Regions from separate parts of the Homo sapiens genome. Here region 2 is linked to region 1. A link is a loop called in an ENCODE intact Hi-C map of the cell type or tissue named here. Cell type or tissue: endothelial cell of umbilical vein. All regions are shown on one strand.

Region 1 (8,000 bases):
TTGTAGTGAGTGAGTGTGCAGAGACATCTTTAAAACGTTAATTAAAAAATTTTTTGTAACCCTAGGGTTTTATACGCATCAGCTGTTGCCAGTACTGTAAAATAGAATTTCACATGAATTGCTGGAAGAAGTTAAAAACTACAACCTTTAATGATAAAATTGACAAGGTAAAGCATAACAGGATTGTCTGAATTTTTCAGTATACTTATTGTATGTCAATTTTTCCCCCAAGAATTCCTTCCTGAACATTCTGCACATAATTAGAAAATTTTAAATTATAACTTTAATAATAAAGTGGAAAATCAAATTTGTTTTTATTTGGACAATCATAAAGGCATTAACCATAGAGGCTTTGTTTTTTTAAAGAGACGGATCTCACTGTGTTGCCCAGGCTAGAGTGCAGTGGTGCAGTCGTAGCTCACTGCAGCCTCAGACTCCTTGACCCAAGTGATCCTACTTCAGCCTCCCAAAGTGCTGGGATTATAGGCATGAGCCACTGCACCAGGCCCCACTTGAAAGTTTTGATGTGGAATTAGGGATTTCAAAACCAAAATTTGATGAGGTAATTTGTACTAAGAAGTCAACTCAAAACAATTTTTTTAATGTTGGGAAGAAAGATCAACTTCAATTTTAAACTGCCATTTCTCTCCAGGGATTTTCTTATTACCAAGATAATGATGTTAATTACCATTAAGTAGACATACTTTGAGGGAAGTCATAGTATTACAATCTTATTTGTATTCATAGAATTTGTTTCTGATCTATAGAAACTATGGACCTTTTCCTACACTTCTTAGGCTTATGCAGACCACTGTTCTTATTGGGGAAAGAATGAGGCAGTTGTACTAGGCATCTGTTAACAATAGCAATTATTAAAGTATGGTAGAAATAAATTCTCACATTTTGTACATTTTCACATAATTAATTAACAATATAATGATATGAGTAAATAACTGTCACCTTTGAGTCACTTCTGCTATGTCTTTGTCTTACCTAAATTGAGTTTCTCTAGTGATATACCCTCTTTTAGTGGTCTTAACTATTCCCATCATTTTAAATACACTCTGTAAATTAGTCAGCTTTCCCTAGGATATGCTGAAGTGATGCAACCCAAATATCTTGTGGCATACATCAGAGAAGTTTGTTTTTTGCTTACATGACTTGTCCTGCAGTTCTGCAGTTGTTGGCTGGGACTGGGCTGTAGCAGCTTTATTTTGTGTGGCTCTATTCCTTGTTTCTCAATCTAAGTTGAAGAATGACCCTTTTCTGGAACATCTTCCTGTGTCAGAGGAAAAAGAACAATGTCCAGTCTATGAAGTGTTTGTTAAACCTTTTGTCTAGACATGTGTATGTCATGTCTGGTCACTTTGCATTGATGAAAACAAGTCACATGGTCAGACCCACACCTGAAAGTATATTTTTCCTACACGGAAGCCTTAAAATTCGCATGGCAGTGAGTAAGGATTTTCACCACTTGCCTGAAGATGGTTTTAGTCCGTATTTTGACTGTTCCTAGTGGTAAAAATAGTATACGTGTATAGATTTATCCCCCCTAGACATAACATTTTTCTTGTTTTTTTTTTTTTTAATCAAATAGGATTTTCTACAAGGAATATGTCTTACCCCTGACTGTGAAGGTGTCATTTCTAAGATTATCATCTTCAGCAGTGGTGGTGAAGTTAAATGTGAAGTAAGTAATAAAGGGGAAACCTTGTTAGATAGATAACCAAAATGTTTACACCTTTTGAAACATGATTTGAATTTGTAGATATCATGTAATTTGGATCTTTTCCAGGAAAGAAACAATTACTTCATTTAAGAAAATATAGGAAATACTGGGATGTGAGAATGCTTCATTGTAATGAAAGCATTCTTATATTCTTTTATTTCTTAATAGGAAAAGGAGGCTTTTTATATCTTAGTTTTACTATTTTTACTGTTTTTGATAACTTCATTTTCTTAATCCCGGTAAACTTTTGGGCAGTAGTGGGTGTGCAGGTTTTTAGGGAGGGGGAAGAGCGTCTTGAGGGATTACCTTTAACTTCATGACATGGGAATGGCAAGAGTGGGTAGTTGTAATAATATTTACACTTTATTAGATCGTCTGCTTACTCTTAATTTTTTAAAAACTTTTTCCTCAAGTGTGTCTACCCTCTTGTTCCTCTTCAGTAAATTATTTTGCTAAAGCTTTCTGGGCTTTTGTCTGGGTCAGAACATCATCACTGTTCTCTATCAAACTGAACATTATGTGTGCTTCTGAAATACTTGTTACTTGTGGTTTTGTGTTTTATGTCATGGGAGTATGAGACAAATTTTGGATGTCTTTGTTTTATTTAAAGTTTGAACACAAGGTCATAAAAGAAAAGGTTCCTCCAAGACCTATTCTGAAACAGAAATGTTCTAGGTAAGATTTTTAACAATCAATCAGTGGTTTGATGATGTCTCTTAGAATATAATTCTATTAAATGCAGATTTCTAAATTATGCCTTTTTAAAAATTGGCTGTGTATACATATATTCAAATAAGTGTTTTTTAAAATGATTTTTATGGAAAATTAAAACTTAAAGAGAACTAGCCTAGAATGATTAAATACTAAAAACTTGATTCAGAATTATTTATCTAGTGGTTGAATTTACAATTAAAATTATAACATTTGATGCTGTGAAATTACATGTTTGATTAATAGATTTGGCATTTATATAAAAACTATACAGTTTGCTCTCAGTTGTTGAAACTTTAATTCCAAAAGCATATTTTTCTTTTTATCTCTCTTCAGTAAACATTTTGAACCTATGACTATTTTTTACCCTGAAATACTCAATGTACTGTCTAAATTATTACTTCTCTATAGCTTTTTGTTTAGATCAAATAATTCAGATTCTTTTTTCTTTTCTTTTTGGTCCTGCTTCTTGTTTTTCTTTCTAAGAAGTGATTTTTTTTTATCATTTGTGACCAAGAAAAAGCAAAAGAAAAGATGAACAGAATTATTTGTTGGAGAGAATTCATTGTAACCAGATCAACCAAATTATAGTGTTGTGGGTTATTATTGAGATGTGAAAATTATATTTTACTATGGGACCTTTCTTAGAAATGAGAGTTTACATGAATTATTTTGCAGAGTAATTTGTACTATTTCTGTTTACCCTATGAAGTAACTTAGATACATGAAAGTGACATCTATACAATCTGTAGACTGCATCCTTAGACATCACCTAATCATTGAGGTTTTTGTTTTCATGAAACAAGTACCCTTATTTTGACAATACTGACAGTTTCTTACATTGAATGGAAGATGTAGGCCGGGCTCTGATTAAAAAAGGAAAACTTCTAATATATTGCTTGGAAGATGGTTTCTACGATAGTCAAAGGAAAACAGTTCATTGAGTTGTCACTAATTGTAAATGTTTATCAGCCTAGAGAAACTAAGACTGAAAGAAGACAAAAAATTGAAGAGAAAGATCCAAAAAAAAGAAGCAAAAAAGTTAGCACAAGAAAGAATGGAGGAGGACTTAAGAGAAAGTAATCCACCCAAAAATGAAGAGCAGAAAGGTATGCAGAAGCCAAAGGCATGATAAGAATAATATACTCTCATTTAAATGTATAAATGTAAGCATCTTTTGGGCCTTATATTCATCATTATTGAATTGAAATAAAGATTTCACTTAGTAATTTAATACTATCACTGTCTTCTGTTACTCGAAGACAGAATTGGGTTGGTGTAAAGAACACTGAAAAACCTTTCAGAGATTGTATTCCCACTGAAAAACCTTTCAGAGATTGTATTTTAACTTTCTGTGCTTAATGACTAAACATATTTATTGTATATAAAGTTAAGGTAGTTGATGAGGCTGGGTTAGGATTGTTGAAGGAAGTGGCCGTATTTTAGGGGAACTAAGTTGTTTTTTTTTTTTGTTTTTTTTTTTTGAGACGGAGTCTCACTCTGTTGCCCAGGCTGGAGTGCAGTGGCGCGATCTCGGCTCACTGCAAGCTCCGCCTCCCGGGTTCACGCCATTCTCCTGCCTCAGCCTCCCCAGTAGCTGGAACTACAGGTGCCCGCCACCATGCCCAGCTAATTTTTTGTATTTTTAGTAGAGATGGGGTTTCACCGTGTTAGCCAGGATGGTCTCGATCTCCTGATCCACCCTCCTCGGCCTCCCAAAGTGCTGGGATTACAGGCATGAGCCACCACGCCTGGCCTAGAGGAACTAAGTTTCAAATGCTACTACATGAATGGTTCAGAATGAAGGGTGTAAAATGCTTACTTTTGGTATGTTTATTTTAGCGTACACTTTCATGTCTTTTCAAAAGTATTGTTAAGTGTTTATATTTCTAATTAAAGTTTCTTGAGTTTAGTAAAACAGTATAATCAATCTGAATCATATTTTATATTATGTAATTTTGTTATTTCTAAGTTTATGTAATTGTGAATTAGTCCTATTTATCACTTTAACCATTGTTATTTATCCTTAGAAACTGTAGACAATGTTCAGCGTTGTCAGTTCCTTGATGACAGAATTCTACAGTGTATAAAGCAGTATGCTGACAAGATTAAATCCGGCATACAGAATACAGCCATGCTTCTCAAAGAATTGCTTTCTTGGAAAGTTTTGAGCACAGAAGACTATACAACCTGTTTTTCTAGCAGAAATTTTCTAAATGAAGCAGTGGACTATGTTATTCGCCACTTGATTCAAGAAAATAACAGAGTAAAGACAAGAATATTTCTGCATGTTTTGAGTGAGCTTAAAGAAGTGGAGCCCAAATTAGCCGCCTGGATCCAAAAACTTAATAGCTTTGGTATGTCCCTTTATATTCCAGAGCAATAAACTTTAATACGAAGGGGAAGTGTAGGTCTCTGAGTCATTTTCATTTTCCTGCCATATAATTTATAACTTTAAATGCAGGACTATAAATTTGTATGGTTAAGAATACTTTTCCAGTCCCAGCTACTTGGGAGGCGGAGGCAGGATGATTGCTTAATCTCAGGAATTTGAGACCAACCTGGCAATGTTGCAAGACCTGTCTCTAAAAGAATTTTTTAAAAAAAGAACTAAATATATGAAGGCCTTTAAAAAACAGAAAAACTATTACACACACACGCACACCACAATTTTTAGGTTATTTTATAGATAGGTTACAGTATACTTCTTCAAAAGGTGCAATCTAAGGAAAGACCAGTCAGTAAAGAAATCCAGACCTATATTAGACTAAACTATTTGTAAATGTGTAGATGTGTGAATACTAGGCACAACCATGGTAAATAACACATCCTGGAGTCTGCCCCCTGCTCAGGAGCTGTGTTGAGAAGACAAATCTATAATTCAGATTCTTTGAAGAAAAATTTAGAGGCAAGAGTGGATGAGACTAATTGCTCAGGGTCACCTAAGGCAAATCTGTATCTAGAGATTAAGAGGAACATATCCTAGGGTTGGACTGAGCTGTGGTAAATCACAGGATTATATAACTCTGTACTGTGTTCTGACTTTCGTAACTTGGCTGGGAGAAGGGAAGAGTGAGCAAGCCCCCTGCCCTCCCCTAAAGCAGGCGCTTTGCCTAAAGCCATGCAGGACTGCAGAAGGCAGCTGCAGATACAGTTGTTGTGTAACACGAGGTAGGGATGCTTTGGGCACCTACCAGGGCACTATTTATCTTGCTGACTGGATAGCAACTGGCCTAGCACAATAGTTCATTCAGTCGGCAGCTATTAGATAAGAGGCTAAAGTACGCCACGGGAAAAAGGCAGGGCCTTTAGCCGCAGACCACAGAGTGAGGCCTGCTAAGCCTCTGCCAGCCGTCCCCACCTGTCTGAATGTTTAGAAACGTGGGGCTATTAGAATTCTAGGGTTTCAGAGAAGATACTGGTCAGCTTCTGCCAGAAGAGACGATGTAAGATGGCAGCAAGCCTGGCATAGTTAGACAGCTGAACATGCCTGCTTTGAACATAGATCCTCATGGATTTGTGATCCCGGAAAGTTATTTTTAAGTGACAAGATTGTCACTAGTGAGTATCAAGTAAGCAAATTATAAAGTTAATGCTTGCTTTAACATGCTTTAGGAGATACTCAGGACTGGAGAAATAGGTTTGCCTGGGTTATGCTACACGGTCAAGACTGCCAGCCACTGTTCATTCAGGTAAATGCAGCACTTGAGCCCTCCAGCTCACTGGCAGGAAAGGGTGAACATGTCTTTTGATATAAACCATGTGTTTTTTTTGTTTGTTTGTTTGTTTTTTTGAGACAGAGTGTCGCTCTGTTGCCCAGGCTGGAGTGCAGCGGCGCGATCTCGGCTCACTGCAAGCTCCGCCTCCCGGGTTCACGCCATTCTCCTGCCTCAGCCTCCCGAGCAGCTGGTACTACAGGTGCCTGCCACCACGCCTGGCTAATGTTTTGTATTTTTAGTAGAGACGGGGTTTCACCGTGTTAGCCAGGATGGTCTTGATCTCCTGACCTCGTGATCTGCCCACCTCGGCCTCCTAAAGTGCTGGGATTACAGGCGTCAGCCACCGCGCCCGGTCGATATAATCCATGTTTATTCTGTAGATTAAAGGTATCATTTTAATAAGGATATATGTATACTATTTAAAGTAGCAATTTTTATTTAAAGTTGTGAAATGAGTTCAAGCATGTTAATTAGTAAGGCTGTTACTACAGTCCTGAAGTAAAATGCACACTTACTTAAATAGTAAGTAAAGCAGTTTTCATTTCCTGGAATTTTCTTCAATAAAACGACTATTGGGTGGACTTACATCATGCACATATTTACCATAAGAGAGGTCCAGTTTTTATGTTCAGCAAAAGATGAAGGGAGGAAAGGAGGAAAGGAGGGAGGGAGAGAGAGAAATAATAGAGCACTAGTGAGATAAATTTAACATCCCAATAGTGAACACTGCCTGCCTGCATTCCCCTCACTGACCACAAGCTCTGACGTGGATAGGGAACGGGAATGTGCTATTTTTTCATTGGGCTCTCATAAATCTTTTATTGTGTGAGTATTCTACATGGTCCCTTATTCTGGTGTTTAAAGATCCTAATTTTCCTGCAACATGATCTCTGCAAGCTAACTCTTTAATCCAGAAGCAAGCAGTCTAGGATAATTTTGACTCTGAGCAATCTCTGCTTCATTTGTTGACTTCATTTGTTGACTAAGGCCCTCGGAAGAAGTGACCGTTTTATATTAGAGGCATGATGGAGAAACTGGACAGAGCTCCTTTTTGCTGGCTGTTCATCAGGAGTGGGGCTTCACCGTCATTTCAGTAGGAGTCTGTATGAGATTGTAGTCACCTGTTTTCTAATTTGGAGAGTGGAGAATAAAAGTAGGCATACTGACCACCTTGATTTTTGTAGAGAGGGGTGAGGACCCACATTTTGGGGAATAAGGAATGTTATTTTAGGTGTTGGGGAATGGGTTTACCCATTTCCTCTTTTAGACACATTTGGGAAGATTCTGCATATTGTTGATGTTTTATTACTATGGAATCCATATAAAGAATCATAAAATCTTGCTAGTTTATACTAATTGGAATGAAAGTCTTTATGAATTAGTGAAAACATTGTTTGGGTTTGTTTTTTTTTTTAGAGATAGGGTCTTGCCCCATCACCCAGGCTGGAGTGCAGTGGCGCCGTCATAGCTCACTGTAGCTTTGAAGTCCTGGGCTCAAGCAGTACCCCCACCTCAGCCTCCCAAGTAGCTGGGACTACAGGCATTTACCACCATGCCTGGCTAACTCTTTTTTTTTTTGTAAAGATAGGGGTCTTGCTATGTTGCCAGGGCTGGTATTGAACTCCTGGCTCAAGTGATCTTCCAGCCTTGTCCTCCCAAAGTGCTGGGGTTACGGGCCTAAGCCACCATACCTGGCCTCATTGTTATATTTTTAAAGGAATTTAATGCTATACTTTCATCTCCTAGGTCTAATAAAGGTAACTATGATAGTAGAAGGCTTTGGCCCACATTATTCAAATCTAATAGACAAGAATTATTATAATTAGCCTAACAATGTTAAA
Region 2 (8,000 bases), 180 kb before region 1:
TCAGAAAACCAAAAAAGGAGGACAGCTAAAGCTGAAAAAGCACTTCAAAAACAGACTGTACCCAGCTGTCTGATAAATATGAAAAAGTATGCAGTCTCAAAGTAGGTCCAAATTAAGACCTTCATGAGAATTGGTATACACCCATCGGTTTGGCAGAAATCCCCTTCTCAAGCCCTGGAATTCTGGGCTCTACCCCCATTGCTCAAAGATCTGACCATTTTCCATTTCCATCCCTTCCATCTTTCTGCAGTACCTGGCATTCCTGACCATGCTATTTCTACCAATCAACAAAAACTACTAGATACTCAGAGGGGATTTAATACAGAGAGCTGGCTACAACATGACAAAACACCAGACAAGGGAGGGCACTGTGGCTCATGCCTGTAATCCCGGCACTTCGGGAGGCCAAGGCGGGTGGATCACCTGAGGTCAGGAGTTTGAGATCAGCTAGCCAACATGGTGAAACCCCGTCTCTACTAAAAATACAAAAAATTAGCCGGGCATGGTGGCAGGCACCTGTAATCCCAGCTACTTGGGAGGCTGAGGCAGGAGAATCGCTTGAACCTGGGAGGCGGAGGTTGCAGTGAGCCAAGATCATGCCCTTGCACTCCAGCCTGGGCAACAAGAGTGAAACTCCGTCTGAAATAAATAAATAAATAAACAAACGGACACACACCACAGAAGGGACAGTGAGGCAACCCAGGGAATAGAAAGAGCAGAAGCCGCGACCCTCTGTAGGGCTGAGGGCACACAACACAGGTCAAGTTACCGTCGCCCGGGATCCAGGGTCCCCTGGTGGAAGCTGGAACCCACAGATCAGTGCTGTGGGAGATGGAGCCACAGAGAAACAACTGCTGCTGGAGACATCAGCAGGGGAAGAAGGCGGAAAAATACTGTAGCCGCTCCACACCTCCAGCCCAACGCCCCATGGCGGAACTTCACTAGAGGCCCCACGGCAGAAGAGCCTCCAGGAACCTCCTTGTGGACCAGAGGAGAGAGATAGAGAGGCGGCAGGAGGCAAGGGTGTGTCTAAGACAAACAGGCCACAGCCAGCCCCTGGCCTTCCTGAAACTCCTCCCTTGGGTTCTTTTAAAATTCAATATTCTGCTTCTGTTCCAGGGTTAATGGGCTGAACTGTGTCCCCCCAAATTCTAATGTTGAAGTTCTAACCCCCAGTACCTCAGAATGGGACTGCATCAGGAGACAGGTACTTTAAAATAGTCATTAAGGTAAAATGAGGTCACCACCTAATCTGTTATGACTGGTATCCTTATAAGGATAAAATAGTCATTAAGGTGAAATGAGGTCATCACCTAATCTGTTATGACTGGTATCCTTATAAGGAGAGGAGACTAGACACAGACATGCACAGGGGGACAATCCTGTAAGGACAAAGGGAGAAGACAGCCATCTCCAAGCCAAGGAGAGAGGCCTCAGGAGAAACCAACCCCGCCCACACCTTCATCTTGGACTTCTAGCTTCCAGAACTGGGGAAATGAATTTCTGTTGTTGAAGCCCCAGTCTGCAATACTTAGTTATAGCAGCCCTTGCGAACCAGCACATCCAAGTTCTCCGTCTCTGTCTCTAACCCCTCTCTCAACTGTCGGCCATAAGTGAGCCTCTGCCCCCAACTTCTGGCCTCCTCTATGTTCTCTTCCTTGGTGACCTCTGGCAGTGACGCTCAGTCCTCATGGCCAGCTCTGGCCTCTCCCAGGCTCTGGCGCCGCAATCATCTCTTCCACTTGTCTCTGCTTGGATAGTCTGTCAGCATCTCAAAGGCAACATGAATAAAACCAAATGCATTTTTTCCTCCCACAAATTATCTCTTTATCCTGATTTCTCTTATCTCTGTTCATGACTTGTTCACCTTTTCACTAGGACCCAGAATTCATGCATCTTGGAGTCCCAACTTCTCCAGCCCCTGTGTCTTGTTTATTTCCATAGCAGTTGGTAGGCGGGACCTCTGCACAGTCTCACATGGTCCCTTCTTTCTAGTCCAGGCCCAGCTCAGCCCTCACCAGAACAGGCACTAGCACGACAGCCTGCTGGATGATTCCCGGTGCCCGTCCCCTGTTTCCCACGGTTCTGCCTCATCCAGCACACTCTGCACTTGACTGCCTAAAGCACAGCGCTCATCCCATCACTCCTGCTTCTCAAACTCCTGCAGTGCCTGCCCCCACCCCAGAAAGTGCAGGCAGTCTTGCCTGGCATTCAAGACCTTCCACTGAGCCTAAGCAACATAGTGAGACCCCATCTCTACAAAAAATTTAAAAATTAGCCAGGCATGGTGGCACGTGCCTATAGCCCCAGCTACTTGGGAGGCTGAGGCGGGAGAACTGCTGGAGCCCGGGAGTTCCAGGATGTAGTGATCCATGTTCATACCACTGCACTCCAGCCTGGGCAACAGAAGAGACCCCATCTCTAAAAAGAAAAGAAAAAGACCTTCCATTGGACCCACCTAACCGGGTCTCCCTCATTGGCAGCCATTCACTTATTCCACGTTCATTCTGCACCTCCTGCACACGAGGTGCTATGCCAATTACTGGATACATTTAATCCCTCAACAACTCTGCATGGTGACCATTATTGTCCCCATCTTGCAAAGGAAGAAACTGAATTTTAGAACAGTTGAATTTTAGAACTTGAGCTCCCATAATTAGGTGGGGAAACTGATGTTTGAATTTGTGTCCTTTTGGCCCCAAAGTCCTTCTCTGGATAAACTAGGCAACCAAGAGCAAAGAATGCTCTATACCCGACAAAAATAGAAATGAAACTCAAGATCCAAGACGCAAGAGTGGCAGAAGGTTCAAGGTGCACCACTGCCAGCCCTGACAGCCTTTGTATCCAGGTCAGTTGAACAGGCCGGGATTGTCCCCAACTTGGACACATCTAAAAAGCTGCAGGTGGGATGTCATCAAAATCACCTGGGAAAACAACCTGCTCTGAAAACAGAGGCATGATCCAAAAGACAAAGAGGTTTGTGATACCCTTTCTGTACAATAGCTGACTATCAGTAAGTCATTACTGTTTTAAGGAAGTCAGTCACACACACACACACACGCATACACACACAGAAAAATACAAGTTAGCTGGGCGTGGTGGTGTGCACCTGCAATCCCAGCTACTCGGGAGGCTGAGGCAGCAGAATCATTTGAACCCGGGAGGCAGAGGTTGCAGTGATCCAAGATTGCATCACTACACTCCAGCCTGGGCAACAGAGCCAGACTGTCTCAAAAAATAAATAACAATAATAATAATAATGTTGCACCAATGTCAGTTTTGGTAAATCCATGGTTGTGTAAGATGTTAGCATTAGAGGAAGCTGGGTGAAGTTTCAAAGAACTCTCTGTACTATTTCTCTTTTGTAAGCCTAAAATTATTTCAAAATAATAGGTGATAAAAATTAGAAGGTGACATTCCACTGAATTTCATCAGCACTCCTTTTTTCCCCTCTTCCGAACCAGCCATGTGATCTTAAGCAAATTATCTCATCTCTCTAGGTCACAGTTTTTCAACTTAGGAAAAAAAAAGAGGGACACAAGCCAGATCATCTCTAACTTCCCCTCCATCTCTCAAATTCTGTGGTCCTCGTACATTTACAATATGATGCAATCTACAAACATTTGATATTGGTGCTCTCTTATTCACCTTCATATCCCTGGTATTTAGCATTGTGCCTATACATAGTAGGTGCTCACTGAAAGTTTTTGCAACTACCTCAAAAACTGAGGTTCATACCTCAGTTTGTAAAGTGACGTAGAACTGCTAGCTCTTTTACCTAGTTGACCACTAGAGAGCGAAGCGGTCACAAATTTTTTCTCTGTTAAAAGCAAATTTATCTTCGTCCAGCAGAGGGGAGTGGTCCTTTATATTTCAGGCATGTAAAAATCAGGTCCTGGTTGGGCGAAGGGAGAAATCTGTGAGCAGTTTCCTGCCTATCAGACAGGCCCTCCAGAGGGGTGATCAGTACCATAAGCTTCCAGGTAAGCACATGGGGCCACTGCCCCCACCCTCCAAAACACCCTCAAAAGTCTAAACCACCTCAATGGATGGGAGATTGCTCTGCAAATGGGGGAGCCCCACTCCTAATATGTTCATCATTGTCTTCCTAACAATCGTGACTCATTTCTTGAACAAATGTTTCACTTTTAAAGGGTTTGCACAGAGGCAGCTTTAAGAGGTCAAATAAATGAATGTGGAAAGAAATTAAAACTTTTACAACCACATGAAAAAGGCATTAGCCAGTCATCCTGCCCAGCAGCCCAATATTGAGCCTGTGTGAGTTGCCGTTTGTGTAGTGAAGCAATAGAGGCCATGGTCTGGAATCAGAAACCCTGGGTTCAGATACTGCCTCTGACCCCCCAACTCCCCAACAAAATGCACACATTCAGTGGCCATGTGACCAGGGCAAATGCCTCTCGTTCCACAGCTCCAATGCAGGAATAATAATAGCATCCACCTGGTGTGGGTGGGCGGGTTCACAGAGAACAGCCACACAGGCTAAGAGTGCAGACTATTGTGACCCAGCAACTGCCCACCTGGGCAGAGTGAACAGGAAGGGAATAGAAGGGCAACGCGCTTTCACTTCATCCTCATGAGCGCTCTTCGTGGGGAAACTATTACACAAAGTCGGGGTGGGGAGTTCCTTCCCAGTAAATCGAGTTGCCTTTTTCAGGCACGGAAAAGCCCATCTGCCTGAATTTTCCTCAACTGGTCAATCATGGTGCCAGAAATCCCAACCACTTGAAGTGCTCCTTCAGGTTAAGTTACTTTATCTGCCAACTGTGTTAGTTTAAACAAGTCAGTTTCCAAGTCCTACGCTGCTGCTTTTATCATCCCATTAATTTATAAAACTAAGAATAGGGGCCAAACGCGGTGGTTCATGCCTGTAATCCCAGCACTTTGGGAGATCAAGGCGGGTGGATCACCTGAGGTCAGGAGTTCGAGACCAGCCTGGCCAACATGGTGAAACCCCATCTCTACTAAAAATACAAAAAATTAGCCAGGCATGGTGGTGCAACGTAGTCCCAGCTGCTCAGGAGGCTGAGGCAAGAGAATCACTTGAATCCAGGAAACAGAGGTTGCAGTGAGCCAAGATTGTGCCACTGCACTCCAGCCTGGGCGACAGAGCAAGACTCCCACCTCAAACAAAAAAAAAAAAAGAAAATTAAGAATAGGACCCCACAGTGTGGGAAGGAGGCTGGAAGCGTCCTGATTAAACTGCAGCCTGAGGACTGCTGGGTGGGATCCTGTAGAGCACACTGAGCCCTGAGAAGGGGGCAAGAAGAGCCCCAGGGTGCAAGGCCAGAGACTAGCTGGGGCAGAGAAGAGTGCGAAGCTGGCAGGACTGAAGGGTCGGGAGACCCTTAAAGAGACCCTGTAGCAGACGCCTTGGGAATGTACGTGTCACCGAGCAAAGCACATGAAGAGAACTGTTCAACAGCGGACTCAGCTGGGAACTCCAGACACTGCGGCAAAACCAGCACAGATGCATCCTCTCCTGTGGCTAAAAGCTCCATGAGGGGCCAGTGAGTCACATGACAACCGAATTTCTCCTCTGCCAATCTGAACATATTCTGGGACTGAGACTTCCGTACTCAGGGAAAACCAATCACACTGCTTAAAAGAAAAAAAAATTGGCCAGGTGCGGTGGCTCACGCCTGTAATCCCAGCACTTTGGGAGGCTGAGGCGGGCAGATCATGAGGTCAGGAGATTGAGACCATCCTGGCTAACACAGTGAAACCCCGTCTCTACTAAAAATTCAAAAAAAAATTAGCCGGGCATGATGGCGGGCGCCTGTAGTCCCAGCTACTGGGGAGGCTGAGGCAGGAGAATAGCATGAACCCAGGAGGCGGAGCTTGCAGTGAGCCAAGATCGCGCCACTGCCCTCCAGGCCTGGGTGACAGAGCAAGACTCAGTCTCAAAAAAAAAAAAAAAAGAAAGAAAGAAAAAAACTACCTATTATAAACCCTTGATGCTATAAATTTAATGGAGCTGGAAATAAATTCCCTGGAAAGACTATGGTGGGAGAAGGGGGGCATTACCTTCATCCGTTTACATTCTCCAGCCATGGGAACTAGCTCCTTTGTTTTCACTGAATTTATGTTTCTATAGAGGCACCCAGGATTGAGTCTCCTATAGGGGGGTCCCATGAAGCTGCCATGCCCCTCTGTTGATACACCTTGCTTTGCAGGTCAATTTGTGATTTTTAAAATGGTTTTATGCAAACGACATGTTTAGCCCAAATGCACTGCAGGTAGCTGGTGATAAAACAGCAATACGGACCAGGCACAGTGGCTCACACCTATAATGCCAGCACTTTGAGAGGCCAAAGCAGAAGGATCACTTCAGGCCAGGAGTTTGAGACCGGTCTTTGCAACATAGGGAGACTCCATCTGTACAGAAAATTAAAAATTAGCCAGGCGGCCAGGTGTGGTGGCTCACGCCTGTAATCCTAACACTTTGGGAGGCAAAAGCGGGCAAATCACTTGAACTCAAGTTCAAGACCAGCCTGGGCAACATGGTGAAACCACATCTCTACAAAAGTAAAGAAAATTAGCCAGGCATGGTGGTGTGTGCCTGTAGTTCCAGCTACTCCTGGGGAGGTCGAGGCTGCAGTGAGCCGCAATCACGCCACTTGTACTCCAGCCTGGGCGACAGAGCAAGTCCCCATCTCAAAAAAAAAAAAAAAAAAAAAAAAAAAAGGCTGGGTGTGGTGGTCCCAGATACTCAGAGGCTGAAAAGGGAGGATTGCTTGAGCCCAGGAGTTCAAGGCTGCAGTGAGCTGCGATCACATCAATGCACTCCATCCAGCCTGAGCAATGGAGTGAGACCCTGACTATATTTAAAAAAAAAAAAAATAGGAAGAAACAACTCAACCACAGGGCTAGTATGTTACTCGGTTATAAAATGATAAAGCCCTAAACAGAGAATTAGCCCGTTTCCAGAAGAGGCCAAGAACAGATGATACAGCTGAACTGAACTCCTGCCTGTACAGCTCGTTTTCTACAAGATTCCAGACCTGGAAGATGATGGCATCCAGCCCCCATTGAAGCACCTCGAACAAGAAAAACGCCGAGTCCGAAGAGCCAGGCCTTGAACACACGATTCCTGTCTATAAATAACTCCCCCTGGGGAATAAAAAGCAGGATCCAAGGCAGGAAACCCGAGCCGTGGAATCTGGTAAGTTCTTAGGAAACCCACTCACGGGCCTGAGTCCCCCGTGGAAGCGGCGACTTCGGCACCTGGACACCCGAGTCCCCAGAGCCCCGGGCGGCCGCGCGTCCCTACCTGCAGGCCTGATACCGGCCGCGGAGCGCTCCTGGCCCCGCTCCCGCCAGGCTCCGGGACCGCTGAAACGCACCCAGGGGGGTGAAGGCGTAGTCGCCAAGGACAGCGCAGATGGCAGCGGAGGCATGGGAGCCGGAACCTACCGTGGCAAAGGGCCAGGTCGGGACGCCCCTCGGCGCAGCCCCAAATCCTGCCCGCGCCCCAGCCCCGCTCAGGCCGCGCCCCTGCCACCTCTGGCCACACGGGCTGAGACGTCTGGCTCCTGCACAGCGCACTTCCCGCTGCCCTTCTCCACTGGCTGCTCAGGCCCTGCCTCGCCAGCACGGCATCCGCGGGGGATCCCTACCTGTCCTTTAGGGCTTGCCTCATAGGTCAAACGTCACCTCCCAGGGAGGTATGGCCTGCCCCCTGGCCAGGTGGGCCCCTTCCACGCTCGCCTGCAACACCACCCACCCACCTTGATAACTGCTTGTAAAGGTTGTACTGCTTTCCCCCTTGAGACTGCAAACCTTCAAGGGCAGGAAATGGGTCTGTTTTCCTGGCAAAATAATGAAGTTGGCTTAAGGTTTTGCTGAATAAAATGAGTGACAGACAAAAGTAGCCAAATTTGGCACTCCTGATGGGTTATTTGATGAAGGAGGTGCAATGTATGGGCTTAACTAGTTATTCTGGATTTCTTTCCCCATGTTACTCCTCCCTAATTCTGATG

What was found. Peaks named below come from ENCODE experiments on the same cell type or tissue, not always from the same donor. Only the 100,000 strongest peaks of a DNase experiment are listed, where the experiment ranks them.
Region 2: a loop joins it to region 1, with 5 times the contacts of the local background. A loop is called at or near these places in 2 of 110 quality-filtered maps.

Annotation. Positions count from the first base shown.
Region 1 is chr21:37,148,481-37,156,480 of GRCh38, forward strand. TTC3 (tetratricopeptide repeat domain 3) reads left to right here. Exons shown (of 46, transcript NM_001330683.2): 23 at 66-167; 24 at 1,598-1,690; 25 at 2,340-2,404; 26 at 3,413-3,549; 27 at 4,471-4,797. Among named protein-coding and RNA genes, the nearest start is that of TTC3-AS1, 41 kb to the right of the region's middle. In endothelial cell of umbilical vein, no CTCF peak of the experiment used is centred here; a DNase peak (open chromatin) is centred at 4,881; H3K27ac peaks cover 1,560 bases.
Region 2 is chr21:36,973,350-36,981,349 of GRCh38, forward strand. It overlaps HLCS-AS1 (HLCS antisense RNA 1), which reads left to right. Exons shown (of 4, transcript NR_186434.1): 4 at 251-1,819. It also overlaps a transcript of HLCS not described here. Among named protein-coding and RNA genes, the nearest start is that of HLCS, 11 kb to the left of the region's middle. RefSeq lists a silencer at 7,277-7,336. In endothelial cell of umbilical vein, a CTCF peak has its summit at 3,832 (motif pointing right); a DNase peak (open chromatin) is centred at 3,872; H3K4me3 peaks cover 602 bases.